Regions from separate parts of the Homo sapiens genome. Here region 1 is linked to region 2. The links are chromatin loops, found by intact Hi-C in ENCODE. Cell type or tissue: Panc1. All regions are shown on one strand.

Region 1 (2,500 bases), 260 kb after region 2:
ATCCATGGAAAGCAAGCAGGTCAGAGGCTAGAAAGCAGCAACATACCATAGTAGTCCATGAACTACAAATTATTTACAGCAGTCACATATTAACTTTACTGCCTGCCAATCTGTACATTGTAGTATAGGGTCTGCTCTTTCAACAAAGTTCAAGTGTGGCTTTTCAGGAGCCACTTTCTTGTTCTTTTCAGACCTTTGCTAATGATTTAATAGTTCGTTATTTTTCATGTTTCCTGATTCTCAATTTTTTATTTTGCAGCCTCAGTCATTATCTTTTAAAAAAATACATTTCTACACTATCAAAGATAATATCCTACATGAGAAACTCCTTTTCACCATTAAAGGCTTTAACTCTTAAGAATCATGAAATTAGTAGTTAACACTTGTGACAAGCACACCTCTTTTAAAAAGAATTGAAATCAAACTTTTCCAAGGGTATCTTGATTTAAAAACTCAAAGAATATTTTACTTTTAATAGTTTTACAAATTATTCTTGTTTTCAGTTGGATTGCTTTAGTCTTATTTTCATAACCTGATCTTTTTCCCTTTTTTGTGTCTAATGCATCTGCTCCCCAGACTAAAAAAAAGGGGGTGGGCAGGGGAAAGACAACTAATATTTTAAATTTTTTTCCTAGTAGATTTCACCATGATTAAATGAGACTCAGACTATTCTGCAGATGAAACATAGAAAGATCTTACAGTATTGTCGGTAGTGTTAAAATGCTGGGAAAATAATGTTACCATGCTATAAGTACAATGTTGTTTTACAGTTCATGTCCTTGGAGAGTTTTAATAGGCAGTAGTCTTTAGAAGAATCTTACCTTCTAGCTTCATTCCAACACTTAGACATTTTTGAAAACGACAGTAAGGACAACGCTTTCTCTGTGTTTTGTCAATTTGGCAGTTCTGGTTTTCTATACATGTGTACCTTTTATTATTTTGGACTGTTCGCTTAAAAAATCCCTATAAGACAGAGAAAATAGTGAGACGTATTATAAATCTAACACCCGTCTTTTCCATTGTTTCATTTTAAGAAAATCACCAGTAAATCCTCTCATTGCACTATTTGAGCCCTTATGTGGTTCTGTGGTTTATTTTACATTTCAGCAACATCAACCTTCCCAAACTGTGCCAGGCCATGGTGGAGATTTTTCTGGCATCAGTTTTATTCTTGAAGAATTACGTCAAATCCTGGGGAGATTTGGCTACCCACCATTTTATCCCAACAGTCAGAAAAAATACACTCTATATAGATAAATTTTTTTTTAATCTATTTTCCTATTATCCCACATGTTCCTGATAGAGGTACTCATGAAGTCCTGGCATTGTTTTTAAGTAGTCTGATATAATTTCAGTGATAAACCATTGCAAAATGCCAGTGGAAAAAACTGAATAGCAAAACACCTCAGATTTTTTTTTTTTTTTAACAAATGTCAACACTGGATAGTTAAAAGCAAAAGGATTTAAAGAGTAAAATGGGAAAATGCTCATAATTCCACTGGAATACATTCAAGTATGGGAACTGTTCTTAAAAAGGCAAAACTAATGGAAGGAAAAAGCATGTATCACAGATAGCTGAATTGTAGCACACAGGGTATGAGCTTTCCTTATATTTTATATAAAAGAATTAATCAAAAATAAAATGTGTAGCTTTATAATATGAGATTTACCAGGATAGTATTCATATTTAACCCACTTGCCACAAAGAGAAACATTCTTACTTTGTTATAGAGAATGGAGGGATTTTCCTGGTGGTGGTTTAAGTAATTGTACTGAGTTTTCCACTTAAAAACAAAAACAAACAAACAAAAAAAACTTTGAAAAATAGTGAATATTGAATTTACTGGGAATGTATTAAAAAGTCCTGAGATAAATTCTTAAAGTATAATTTATATTTTTGGTAACAATATAGCATATTTTACATATTAAAATCCATGCACTTAAATAGGTCATATATTTATAAAAATTATTATATTAAAAACTAAAATCTGATTTCTTGGTCTTTATGATATAAATTTCAAAAAATCCTTAAAATTATTTTGGAATAAATCAAGATGAAATCACACAGTTGGGAATTTAGGCTTTTATGTCTGTGGATAAAGAATGTTTAGACTTATAGCACAGAAATACTCTGAAGTTAAAATGTATTTGGGAAATAGTTTGTCATATTCCCTTTCAAGAACAACGATGCTTTAAATATATATAAGTCAAGCAAAATCAATATTTAGGACTGTTAGAAATGGAAGTCTTTCTACAGCTATATCACTTTACTACAATAAAGTATTTTAGAACCATGAGACTGGCAAAGTTTTCTAAACAGCATAAATTTCTTTGCCTTTTGAACTAAATCAGACACACACTTCTAAGAATCATCTCCCTAAGACTCTCTCTTTCTCCCTCATTTTTAGTTGAGTCTTTAAAAAAGGAGCCTAAATTTAGCTTAAAAGAAGTAATCCACTGGTTTATTTTGGTGTTGGACATTATATTTTTCAGGTAGCAA
Region 2 (2,500 bases):
CACTGGGATATGCTCTCCCATTGATACCTTTAAACAAACCTAGCCAGTTCAAATATAAGCATTTTAAGTAGAGATATTAAGATTCTGGGTCTTGACCAGGCACAGTGGCTCACGCCTGTAATCCCAGCACTTTGGGAGGCTGAGGCAGGCAGATCACGAGGTCAGAAGTTCAAGACCAGCCTGGCCAACATGGTGAAACCCCGTCTCTACTAAAAATACAAAAATTAGCTGGTCATGGTCATGCATGCGTGTAATCACAGCTACTCAAGAGGCTGAGGCAGGAGAATTGCTTGAACCGGGACCCCAGAGGCAGAGGTTGCAGTGAGCCAAGATCACGCCACTGCACTCCAGCCTGGGCTACAGAGTGAGACTCTGTCTCAAAAAAAAAAAAAACACAAAAAACACACACACACACACAAAACAGATTCTGGGTCTTAATATGGCTGATGACAATAAAATGTCTCAAGATAGATGTATTTGTTTAATGGTATATATTATGTGCCATTAGTAATTCTTAGTGATGAAATTAAGCCTGTGCTTAAATCTTAAACAAGTCAAGCATCCGTCCTTAAAACACTTGGAGGCAGCTGACAGCTCTGTGTAACCTGTGCTGCAAAAATATTCATAGGAACACAGAAGACATTTCTATAAGCTAAACAAATAAACAGACCACGTGCAGCAGACCCACCGAGTTACTTGATCCAAAACTCAACTGCCAGAGGATTTAACATATCAACAATAGAGGTGTCAAAAGCATAATGTTTCTGTTGGAAATACCACCCAGAATTCCCAGAGAGCCTTTCCAATTGATTAACTTTGAAACAAAATCCAAACATTCTTGGCTGCAGGGAAAAGTTTATCGGTTTTTTTTTCCCCCAACACACTACTAATTTTGAACTAAAAATCATTTGATGTCAAAATTTTTCTTCTGAATAAGATGCTATTGGTATCTTATATTCTAACCATCCTCCCAGAATGTCCAGTTTCTTCCATTTTACAGAATTTTTGTCACAACACGAAAAATGAGGTTGCTCTGCTGAATTTGTAGTATAGAAAGTGGGACATGGATGGGCTTCAAGACGTCCAAATTTATCTACAAAAAACTATTGTGTATGTGTTTTTTTTTTCTGGAGAGAGGATTCAGGCTTTCATAATATTCTGCAGGCTGTGAGCTCCTCTTTCCCCATTTAAGAAGCATTCATGGGCCCTAACATAAATACAATAGGAATATAATTTGCAGCAAGAATTCTCCTTTCCTCTCCCTGAGATGTATTTCCTTATAAGGCCGAGAGGTGGCAGCATAAACACCAGCCTGTAGCAGCCCCATTTTCCTGACGGTGGAAAACTTTTAAAGGTGAAATTTATCTATGTGAGATCCTGTCAATAACCTTGATTTGGCTTGGATAGATTGTGGACATAATGTCCCATCAAACTGCCCTAAAATATTCGTAGAGGAGTAGCGTGAGATTGAATCAGCAGTCCTGGACTTTGAGGTCACAAAAATTGAAAGACAACGTTTTGTTAGAAGTTGAGCACCATGGAGAGAAAAGCACAGAGCTTGATTATTGGTTGACTCAGAGGCATTTACATATTCCATATCAAATCAAATATAATTTCTTGAGTGGCGATTAGTATTTTATTTTACTACATAGTATCATTGTTTAAATAGTATATAAGTTACCCTAAGAGATTACTTATTCTGAATAGGAAAATACTTTTGTTTCTTGGAACCAACAGCCAAAAGATCTCTTTCAGTTCTTGTCCTTAGGTGACTGAGAATAACAGAAAAAGGAAGTTGTTTTGCACATGTAGATTCTGTGGATTTTTATTTTGATAATTAAGTATCACTTTCATTTCCTGTGAAAGTATGAGAAGCATGGATGCAGAGGCATGCTACAATTTTTATGCACACTGGATAGTTTTTTTCTTCTTTAAACATGTCTAGCCAATTCAAATATGAGAATTTTACGTAGCTGGTCAGGCACGGTGGCTCACACCTGTAATCCCAGTACTTTGGGGAGTTGAGGTGGGCAGATCACTTGAAGTCAGGAGTTAGAGACCAGCCTGGCCAACAAGTTGAAACCCCATCTCTAATAAAATTACAAAAATTAGCCAGGCGTGGTGGTATATGCCTGCAGTCTTAGCTACTTGGGAGGCTGAGGCAGGAGAATCACTTGAACCCGGGAGGCGGAGGTTGTAGTGAGCCAAGATCGCACCACTGCACTCCAGCCTGGGCGACAGAGCAAGACTCTGTCTCAAAAAAAAAAAAAAAAAGAAAAAAAAGAATTTTAAGTAGCAGACTCTAGGTCTTAATATGGTTTATGATTGTAAATGTCTCAGGATAGACTCATTTGTTTAATGGGGTATATGATGTGATGCTAGTAATTCTTAGTGATGAAATTAAGCCTGTGTTTAAATCTTAAAGAAGTCAAACATCCAACTTTAAAATAATTATAGCTGGGCATTGTGGCTATATCCCAGCACTTTGGGAGGCCAAGGC

What was found. Hi-C counts contacts between places; a loop is a spot of excess contacts. Peaks named below come from ENCODE experiments on the same cell type or tissue, not always from the same donor. Only the 100,000 strongest peaks of a DNase experiment are listed, where the experiment ranks them.
Region 1: a loop joins it to region 2, with 2.1 times the contacts of the local background. A loop is called at or near these places in 3 of 110 quality-filtered maps.

What each region holds. Positions count from the first base shown.
Region 1 is chr1:200,043,906-200,046,405 of GRCh38, reverse strand. NR5A2 (nuclear receptor subfamily 5 group A member 2) reads right to left here. Exons shown (of 8, transcript NM_205860.3): 4 at 822-963. Among named protein-coding and RNA genes, the nearest start is that of NR5A2, 17 kb to the right of the region's middle. In Panc1, no CTCF peak of the experiment used is centred here; no DNase peak of the experiment used is centred here; H3K27ac peaks cover 252 bases; H3K27me3 peaks cover 288 bases.
Region 2 is chr1:200,306,466-200,308,965 of GRCh38, reverse strand. No RefSeq gene overlaps it. Among named protein-coding and RNA genes, the nearest start is that of LINC00862, 66 kb to the left of the region's middle. In Panc1, CTCF peaks have their summits at 1,097 and 1,307 (motif pointing right); no DNase peak of the experiment used is centred here; H3K27ac peaks cover 565 bases.